Regions from separate parts of the Homo sapiens genome. Here region 1 is linked to region 2. A link is a loop called in an ENCODE intact Hi-C map of the cell type or tissue named here. Cell type or tissue: endothelial cell of umbilical vein. All regions are shown on one strand. Each heading gives the region's core, and the rest is flanking DNA. Links, peaks and the distances in the headings are about the cores only. Region 1 overlaps FRMD5 (FERM domain containing 5). Region 2 overlaps FRMD5 (FERM domain containing 5).

What was found. Hi-C counts contacts between places; a loop is a spot of excess contacts. Peaks named below come from ENCODE experiments on the same cell type or tissue, not always from the same donor. Only the 100,000 strongest peaks of a DNase experiment are listed, where the experiment ranks them.
Region 1: it touches region 2 in a loop (11-fold over the local background); 3 of 110 quality-filtered maps call a loop at or near these places.

The regions. Positions count from the first base shown.
Region 1 is chr15:43,908,665-43,914,045 of GRCh38, forward strand. FRMD5 (FERM domain containing 5) reads right to left here. Exons shown (of 14, transcript NM_032892.5): 5 at 1,218-1,315. Among named protein-coding and RNA genes, the nearest start is that of WDR76, 84 kb to the left of the region's middle. In endothelial cell of umbilical vein, for the core only: no CTCF peak of the experiment used is centred there; DNase peaks (open chromatin) are centred at 2,767 and 4,757; H3K27ac peaks cover 3,042 bases.
Region 2 is chr15:43,995,488-44,000,868 of GRCh38, forward strand. The region is part of intron 1 of FRMD5 (FERM domain containing 5); the gene reads right to left. Among named protein-coding and RNA genes, the nearest start is that of WDR76, 170 kb to the left of the region's middle. In endothelial cell of umbilical vein, for the core only: no CTCF peak of the experiment used is centred there; DNase peaks (open chromatin) are centred at 3,354 and 4,904; H3K27ac peaks cover 1,600 bases.

The DNA of each region.
Region 1 (5,381 bases), core at 331-5,330, 87 kb before region 2:
CTAGGAAGCGGCACTTAAGTGTCTCTGCATCTCAGGAGAAGGGGACGTGTGTGAAGAGTGCATATCTCTCCCACTGTTTTGCAAAAAAACCCAGTCTGGGCCTCAGCTGGGTAAGCCTCAACTCTTACTTATTAGCCTGTTAGGAAATGTGCTTGTTACTTGGAAACACTTTCAACTTTGAGCACACTGAACTAAAAGGTCTCTGAAATAGATACTAGAATTCTAAGATGCTTCATATCTTGGAGATTTGCCTGAGAGGATGGGGAAAAAATCAAGTCTGATTACACTCCAGAGTCTCAGGGACTTTATCAACCAGGGGCCCAGGACAAATCCCTAAAACAGAGTCAGAATGACTTTAAGGGGCTGGTAGTAAGATCTCAGGCGCAGTTTAGGGTTGAGTGTTCAGTGTTTTCTGGCTCTAGGAAATCCAAGCAAAATCCTCTAACTTGGCTGGGTGTGGTGGCTCACACCTGTAATACCAGCACTTCGGGAGGCTGAGGCAGGTGGATCACCTGAGGTCAGGGGTTCGAGACCAGCCTGGCCAACACGGTGAAACTCCATCTCTACTAAAAATACAAAAAAAAAATTAGCTGGGCATGGTGGTGGGCGCCCGCAGTCCCAGCTACTCAGGAGGCTGAGACAGAAGAATAGCTTGAACCTGGGGGGCAGAGGTTGCAGTGAGCCGAGATTGCACCACTGCACTCCAGACTAGGCCACAAAGCAAGACTCCATCTCAAAAAAAACAAAACAAAACAAACAAAAAAAACTCTCTAACTTGAACTCTGCTTCAAGTTAGATACTGTTTGTTTGTTTGTTTATGTATTTATTTATTTGGAGATGGAGTCTTGGTCTGTTGCCCAGGCTGGAGTGCAGTGGTGCAATCTCGGCTCACTGCAACCGCCACCTCCTGGGTTCAAGCAATTCTTGCACCTTGGCCTCCCGAGTAGCTGGGACTACAGGTGTGTGCCACCACACTGGCTAACTTTCGTATTTTTAGTAGAGACGGGGTTTCACCATGTTGGCCAGTCTGGTCTCGAACTCCTAACCTCAGGTGATCTGCCCACCTCGGCCTCCCAAAGTGCTAGGACTACAAGCGTGAGCCACAGCACCTGGCCTAGATAATGTTTAGATTCAAGAAGGAGTCATCAGTGCTAACTGAAAATAATGTAATCAGTACTTGGCATGAAAAGCAAACTTATCCTGTCAAAAGTCATTACCTTGAAGGATGTAAGCTGCTAACAAGGCAGCATCCGATGTTTTACAGAGGAGTCGGCCATGGTAGAGATCCCTTTTGATCTGCAGGAAGACTAAATACCTGGAGAGAAAACAGAGAATAAACTATAAAGGATTTCTTTGATTGCTTTAAAGATAGAAATATGTATTGTAAGCCTATCAAAATCTTTGTCAGGATACTTTTACTACATTAAAAAAAAATCCTAAAACATAATGTAGAACAAATACATTCTCCATTTCCCTGGAAACTCTTTCAGGTACTTTGCCCTGAACTGACTTGAGGTTCAGTTAAAAATATGCCAGTTTCCTCCTGTAGCTCAAGTCAGAAATGGCTGTTTCCTGGTAAAAGCATCACCCCACAGTGCTGAGCTTTGGAAGGAGCCAGCCCCAGTCGATCTGGTGCCGAAAAAGAAAACTATGCCATCAGAGACTGGCAAACTGGGCCTCTCTCCGCCTTGGATGCCAGCTGATGTTCCTTCTTAAGTAGAATGGTGGGTGAAGGAACTAGCCCAGGAAGAGTTCAGCCTCAACTTACCAAGAGAATCTGTCCATATGTGGAAACAGCCTGCAGTTACCGAGGTCAACCAGACCTTTGAAATGGAATAAAGTGTAAGAAGAGTGAGCCGAGATTGTGCTACTGCACTCTAGCCTGGGCAATCGGAGAGACCTTGTCTCAAAAAAAAAAAAAAAAAAAAAAAAAAAATTGCAACAAGAGGCACTGGTGAAAGAAGCACACAAATGAAGCAGAAACCTGGGGCCAGCACCTCTTTAAATACAGAAAGCTGTTGCCTCAGGTGGAAGCAGGATATCAAAAACAAGAGCAAATAGTAGCTGACATGTATTGAGCACTTACGATCTGCCAGTCCAGGTGTTACACACTTTACATGCAATAACTTATTTAATTCTCACATGACACTTTGAGATAGGTACTGTTATTATCCCCATTATTACAGATAGAGAAGCTGAGGCTTTAGTGATTTTCTCATGGACGTACAACTAAGTGAAAGAGCCAGGATTCAACTTCAGCACTGTGAGACCCCTAAACTTGGCTCTTCATCACTATGATATTCTGCCCTCCTTGCACTATAAATGCTTTGCAGTTTCACTAGTTGGATGGACCCTGTCACAGTGGAATGGAATTGATGACTTTCCATTTTGAAATGTCTTCACAAGGAGTGTGGTCTTTATTGCTCTTCTTAGAAGACCTGTAAGATTATGAGGAGCATCAGTCCCTTGAGTGGGTCACCTACCATGGTGGCTCCTTGGCCAGGGAGCATCTCTGGTGATTTAAAAATATTTCCACAGATTCTTTGATAATCCTAATTTCATGAGGTAGAGCTTAATTCCTTCTCTGAGTATGGCTTAGACTTGGTGACTCACTTCTATCAATAGAATAAAGCATGAGTGAGTGTCTGACTTCTGAGATCATAAAGTCATTGCAGCTTCCTCCTTGTTCTCTTGCCCTTGGATCACTCATTCTTCTTGAGGTTGCTTCAGCAGTCCTATAGAAAGGTCCATGTGGTGAGGAACTGGGGCCTTTGCCAACAGCCAGCAAGGAACTGAGGCTTTCGGCCAACAGCCATTTGAATGACCCATCATGGAAATGAAGTCCCCACCTCCAGTCAAGCCTGTGGATCACTGCAGCCCCAGCCAACCTCCTGACTGCAACCTCGTGATTGACCCTGAGCCAGAACCACCCAGCTAAGCTGCTCTTGAATTCCTGACCCATAGACACTCTGAGACAATTAAACGCTTGTTATTTTAACTTTTATGGTCCAGCATCCCTAGGGGAGTAATGAAAATGTAGTAAAATTCCTTTAAATTCGAACAGTCTGAACCAAAAAGAAATTGACCCCTCCCTGGACAGTTGGAGGTTTCCATTGTTTCTGTTTTCGGGCTGAAGAATGAAACAGAGGATTCCTTGTCCACTTGATCATGTAAAAATGCTCAACAGGAAGAGGGCTGTTGACAGTGCAACTTCTAGGAGGTGGTAGGAAGGGGTCCTAGCAGGTAACTCTGAGAGGCTTGGGCTTGAAGATTCAAGCAATTAACAAACAGAAATGAGGGAGCAACCAAGCCATCTTCTCTCCTCAGCGCTTGCTACTCAAAGTGTAGCCCACATATCAGGGGTATCAGCATCACTTGAGAGCTTATTGGAGATAAAGAATATAGGCCCATCCTACACTTCCACCTACACCTTTTAACAAGATCCCCAGGTGATTTGTGTATAGATTAAAATTTAAGAAGCTGTCCTAAGAAAATTCAAAAGCCATCTTCTAACCACAGCAGGATGGACTGCCTTCCTCAGACCAAAGGGAAGGTGAGTCTTAGCCTGGAAGTTAATAAGAACCCATCCCCTCACTCCCACCAACCCTACTCTGCCCAAATGTTTGCCAAGAAAAACGAAAGGAAAAAAGACATCATGTAGAGTGAATAATTAAGATGGATCTACCAAATCAAGCTCGTCTTCACTCTGCTTCCCACAGCGAAATGCCACACGGTGTGTGGGAGAGAGTGAGTGAGCACTTCTCTGCCTCTCACTGTTCCAACTCCCACCTTCCACAGGCTTCAGCAGGATGTGGATGCAAACCTTTTGCCCCTTACTCACTGATCACTCCCTGGGCCTGGATTCACGCATCACGTCTTCCATGTTTCTCTGCTTGTCTGTGTCCAAAATTCAGGGACTGTACATATTGGACTAAAGGAGATATTACAAAGGGATAACATGGCTCTGGGCAGTGATTCTCAATGTGGCAGAGAGGGGAACATCTTCCAGGGGGAGCCCGTCAGAATCTGTATGTGTTGGGGGTGCTCCTGTGGTTTGAAATGGCCCCTTTGGGCCGGGCGCGGTGGCTCACGCCTGTAATCCCAGCACTTTGGGAGGTCGAGGTGGGTGGATCACCTGAGGTCAAGAGTTCGAGACCACCATGGCCAACATGGTGAAACCCCATCTCTACTAAAAATACAAAAAAAAAAAAAAAAAATTAGCCAGGCATGGTGGTGTCGGCGTGTAATCCCAATTACTTGGGAGAGGCTGAGGCAGGAGAATTGCTTGAACCCAGGAGGCAGAGGTGGCAGTGCGCCAAGATCGTGCCACTGCACTTCAGCCTGGCTGACGAGAGCAAAACTCCATCTCAAAAAAAAAAAAAAAAGAAAAGAAAAGGCCCCTTTAAAGTTTCTGATTTGCTCCCCTTCTCCTCCCACCCAAGGGAACATGATCCTGCTCACACTGAGAACCACTGTCTTTCCAAGGCATCATTATTGATGGCAGGTAATGGCCTCAGGTGAACTGGAATAGAAACAAGGCTTTCCACTGCTGGGCAGGGTTCCTTTTGATTTCTGGTGATAAAACAGCTGCAGGGAGGTTAAAGGCAAGGCCACAGGGCATTCTCAGGCAATGTCATAAAACTAGATGGGAAGAGGGAAAAGGATACACCAGTATCCTAAAGAAACAAACCATAGTTGAGGGCAAGAGGAGATGAGCTCATGAAAGAATCAACTGACAGCTTCAAGAGAGAGAATGAGCTGCACCAGGGCTCCCCCTCCCTTTCTGCCACAGTGGCTTCCATCGAGCTTTGTGTTTGGTTCATTTAAGAAGATAACCAGTGACTCAATGTTGTTGGTGGAAATATATTCCACATGACTCATAGCATCCTTAGACCTATTCACAAGAGACCCTGGCATGTTCTCCCCTGCCACACAAGGGCCTAAGGAAGACTATCTTGTTGCCTGAGGCACTATCTCCAGGGCCACTGTGTGTTGCCAGGCAAGGGATCAGCCTGCTGGGGCTGCCTAGTGCAGCCCTCCTGAATCTCTGAACCTCAGAACATTTCATAGCCAAGGAAATAGAAGTCCAGAGATGGAGAGTGACTTATCTGAGGTAACACAGCAATCAGAATCCAGGCCTTCTGACTCGGCCCATGGTAATTCACTTAGTTATCAGGTTAGTCCTAATCCAAGTCAGGAGGACCCTTTGTTATCAGAGAGATATTCTCACTGAGACTAAAGGAGAAATGAGCTCTAGACCGGATTTAGGAGAACACGCTTGCTTCTGAGGAAACTGGTTTTTTGTTTTTTAAACTCTGCTGATCTCTTTCTGGCCTCAGAGGGGCTTTACCTCACCTCCATTTTTGTTTGAATGCTAGTGT
Region 2 (5,381 bases), core at 281-5,280:
ACCAGGAGTGGTCCTGGAGACATGGTTCATGGAGACTGTCCTGGCACTGGTGTCTACAGGAGTGGGTCTGGACCATGGGTCTGCTGAAGCAGGTTTGGATTCTGGGTCCACTGGAGGTTGGGTCTATGGGGACTGGCCTGGAGCCTGGGGCCAGCCTGGTATTAGGGCAGGAATGAAGCTTGGATCTGTAGGGGCTGGTCTGGAGCCTGGGATCATGGGTACTGGCATGGTACCTGGAATCCTGGGGACTGGCCTGAAGACTGGGTCCATGGGGATATGCCTGGAGGTTAGGTCTGGAGGCTAGGTTTTTGAGGGCTAATGTAGGTCCTGGAGCCGTGAGAGCCAGCTTGGAACCTTGGTCCACATGGATGTTCCTAGAGCCTGTGTCCATGGGTTCCAGCCCAGTGCTGGGGTCTACTGGGATGAGCCTGGACCCTGGATCTGCTAGAACAGGGCTGAACCCCAGAGCTGCTGGAGTGTAGGGCTGCAGAGGCTCCCCTACAGGGTGGGGTCACGAGGATCAGCCTGGCCTGGAGCCCGTGTCTGAAGGTGATGGCTTGGTGCCTGAGGCCTAGGCTTCTGCCGTGGCACTGGGGCAGGCTTAAAGCCTGGGGTTGTGTGGGCTGACCTGCCTCTGGGCTGTTCTGGAACCTGGGGTGGGCCTGCAGACTAGGTCTGCAGGGGCTGGCCTGGAGGCAGGGTCCACTGAGCAGGCCTGGAGCCTGGGGCTGCAGGATCTAGCTTGGCACTGTGGTGGACTTGGAAGCCTAGTCTGTAGGTACAGGCCTGGAGTCAGGGACCATGGGGCCTACCCAGTGATGGGTTTTACTGGGACAGGCCCAGTGTTGAGGAATGAGGCAACGTCCGGTACTCACTCTCCTTCCCTCACACAGAGGGTATCTTTCTCCATGCTGTGCTGTCTGAGGTTTGGGGAAGTGTGACGAGGGTAACGTAAAACTGTCTTTCCTGCCCTCTTCAATGTATCTTTTCTTATTTCTACATGATACCTCATTGCTGTACTCCCTCATCTGATTTCCCTAGTTCTTGTGAAGGTATTTTCATGCATGGATAGTTGTTTACATTGATATTTCTGTGAGGTGATGAGTGCTATAAAGTTCAATTTCACCATCTAGCTGATGTTCAAACCCTCAGTTTCTCTCCTATAGATTCTTACTGAATTGATCTGAGTGGGGATTGCCTTTTTTTTTTTTTTAAGCTCCTCAGCTGATTTTTTTTTTTTTTTTTTTTTGTATACCAGTTTGAGAGCCATTGTTCTGGAATTTGCTGCTCAAAGTGTTCTGCATGTTGAAAATGCAGAATTTTAGGCTCTATCCTGGATCTACTGAAAGCAGAAACCATCTTTTAACGAGATCCCCAGATGATTCATTTTCACATTAAAGTTTGATAAACACTGCTCTTGAACAGTGTCAACCTTGGCTATATATTAGAATCATGTGGGGGGCTTTTAAAAAAATGATACATGCACTGATATTTCTTTAAAGCTTTCCAATGATTAAAACATGAATATCACTGAACTAGAATGTACAAACACAAATATCTGCTCAGGTATACTCTAGTCATGATGAGAAGAAAGAAAAGAGAGAAAGTTTGAACTCCCACTTTCAAGAAGACAGACACAGGGGACCTACCTTAACAGAAGAATGCTGCTAGCACCAGAAAGAAAATGACTCTTATGATGATAAAGGCCTGAAGGGTAACTCCCAAATTTCATCTCACAATACTCTAACTACTATGCTTGTTTACGGCATCTTTGCTCTACCTCTCTAAAACCAGCCTTCATTGTTGTCCTGTTCTCTGCGCACTCCTCTCCCCAATCCACACCCAAAGATTCTACTCTTGAGATTCCTCAAGAAAACATATTTTTGACTCTAGGGAACAAAAACGGATCAAGCTCAAAAGAAATTCCCCATTCTGCAGTAAGGTTGCAAAGGATATATTCTTACCAACACATTCTCTTGTGGTTCATCTCATTCCCTTCAGGGTGCCTGCTGGCAATGACACAGGATACCAGAATTGCTGATAGAACCTAGTCTGTCTCCATAGGAGAAACTGTCTCCTTGCCTGTTGTCTCCTTGCCCCTGAGCTTTCTTGATGTAGTTCTACTACCAAAGTGAGTGGATTTTTCCCCTGGGCCTGATTTCTATTCTTTTTATATTATTGAAATCTAACAGTGGCAGTTGCCTCCCCATAATCTAGACAATGCTTGCAAATGATGAAAAGGAAACACGTCTATCTATCTCTACTCTTTATAGAAAAATCAGAATGATCATGCACGCCACAAGAAACAATTAACAGTTTCAGTCCATATGACTTGTGTTGTTTCCAAACAACCACAATAAAACCATAATGACAACAAAAATATATGTTCTTCAATGTTCATGACATTGAGATCTCCGGTCTACTTCCAGTAGGCCTCTTAAAGGCCTCTTTTTCCTGTCTTAAAAAAAGTTATTATATATATTTAAGGTATACAACATGATGTTATATTATATATAGTAAAATGGTCCTTTGTGTGAGGTATTTCCTACATCACACTAAAGAGACTTTGTTAGATAATATAATTAACATCTTCAACTGGTTCAATGTGGAACTAAGGTATTGTCATCAGGGATATAACGATCATAGCTGCTTACAGGTGGTATATGATCTGAAGCTATGATTCCTTCTCCACAAAATGGGGATAAGACTATCGCCTTTTAGTTCTGCTATCAAGATTAAATGAGATAATAGATACATAACTTTGTAAATTGCAAAGTGGTCTACAAGATTTAGATATGCTTATTATTAGTTGGTAGGAATGAGTGACATATCCTGGAAGACAAGTAAAGAAATCATTTCCAGGACACAGCAAAAGTATTAAAGGACAGATGAAGTTCTCTGATGGCAAATCTCTGCACAGGTGACCAAGGGTTCTATTTCTAGTTTCCTATTAAAGGTAAGAGGCAACACTAGACATTGTCTTTGACATTAGTTTCAAGCAAGCAGACTGATCAGAGGCAATGCATATGTGATCCAACACTCCACAGAGAGGGTGTCTGTCAATTCTGTCATGACCATTAGGCTCTCTACCTTATTCAGTTTAAGTACATACAAATCCCTAAACTCCACTGCCATTCAAACTGGCAGACACTAAGGCTTGAGCACTAAAGGGAAAACAAGGGGTGCTTTTTCAGATCTAATAATGGCTGGCCAGAGGATTCTATCCCTGGCAGCACAGCTGCTTCTACCAGGAAATTGATGAGATAAGCTTGTGAGATGATGGCTGATTTCACATCAGGAAGTTCAGTATGATTTGAATGAAAGACTCCGCATTCCAAGACTCCGCCCTGCCGTGAGATAGGCAGGCCTATTTCTATCCAGCTGCTCTCTACCATGCAAAATGACGTCACTTTCTAGAACACAGACAATCTCTGGGAACAACCTGCTGGCAAGCAAGCACCAAAACTTCTGGAAAAAGAAAATAAGCTGTAATCATCAAATGCTAGGGATAGGAAACAAACAGACGATAATTTCATTCCTCAGCTGTTAACACTGTTTTTTCTCTCTTCACAAGTTGCTTTCATTTTTATTTTTTTTTCAGACGGAGTCTCCATCTATTGCCCAGGCTGGAGTGTGGTGGTGTGATCTCGGCTCACTGCAACCTCCACCTCCCAGGTTCAAGTGATTCTCCTGCCTCAGCTTCCTGAGTAGCTGGGATTACAGGTGTGTGCCACCACGCCTGGCTAATTTTTATAATTTTAGTAGAGACAAGGCTTTGACATATTGGCCAGGCTGGTCTCGAACTCCTGACCTCAGGTGATCTGCCTGCCTTGGCCTCCCAAAGTGCTAGGATTACAGGTGTGAGCCACCGCACTCAGCCTTTAATTATAAGTGTGCAGTTCAGTTGTGTCAAGTACATTCACACTGTTGTGCGACCAATCTCCAGAACTCTTCATCTAGCAAAATCAAAACTCTACACCCATTTAAAAACTTTTTTCCTAGTATGCAATTCATTATTATTATAGTCACCATGCTGTATATTCGGTCTCCACAATTTACTTATGACTGCAAGTTTGTTCCCTCTTACCAACATCTTCCCATTTCCCTACCCCCACACCTGACTCCTGGTAACTACTTTTTTACTCTTTTTATGCGTTTGACTTTCTTAGATTCCACATATGTGAGATCATGCAGTATTTGTCTCTGACTTATTTCACTCAGAATAATGCCCTCCAGTTGCATTCATGTTGTCACAAATGGCAAGACTTCCTCCTTTTTACAGGCTGGGTAGTATTTCATTGTATACACATGTGTGTGTATCTATATATGTGAATACACACACACATATACAATGGAATATCTATATCACAGATATATGTGTGATATACAGATACACACATACATGATATACCATTTTATATTTGTGTGTGTGTATGTATATATATATATATATATATATGCCATGCATATATATATATATATATATATATATATATATATATGTGCCATGATTTCTTTGTTTTTGTTTTTTTGGAGACAGCATTTCACTCTGCTCTGCCACCCTGGCTGGAGTGCTCATTGCAGCCCCAAACTCCTTGGGCTCAAGCCATGCTTCTGCCTCAGCTTCCCTAGTAGCTAGGACTATAGGCATGCACCATGCCCAGCTATTTTTTATTTTTTTGTAGAGACAGGGTCTTACTATATTGCCCAGGGTGGTCTTGAATTCCTGAGCTCAAGTGATCCTCCTGCTCAGTCTCCCAAAATGCTGAGATTACAGGTGTGAGCCACTGCACCTCACCCTACCACAATTTCTTTGTCCATTCTTTTGTGAATGAACACTTAAAAGATTGTTTCCATTTCTTGGCTATTGTGAATAACGCTGCAATGAACATGAGAGTGCAGACATCTCTTCAACTCATTTCCTTTGGATATATGCCCAGAAGTGGGATTGCTGGATCACATGGTAGTTCTATTTTTTTTTTTTTTTCTTGAGACAGAGTCTCGCTGTATCCCCCAGGCTGGAGTGCAGTGTCACAATCTCGGCTCACCGCAACCTCTGCCTCCCGGGTTCAAGCGATTCTCATGCTTCAGCCTCCAGAGTAGCTGGGATTATAGGCAAGTGCCACCACACCCAGCTAATTTTTGTATTTTTAGTAGAGACGGGGTTTTGCCATGTTGGCCAAGCTGTTCTTGAACTCCTGATCTCAGGTGATCCACCCACCTTGGCCTCCCAAAGTGCTGGGATTACAGGTGTGATCCACTGTACCCTGTGGTAGTTCTATTTTAAAATTTTTGAGGAACCTCCATACTGATTTTCAAAATGGCTATACTTTTTTAGTATTTGGAGATAGGGTCTCACTCTGTTGCCCAGGCTGGAGTGA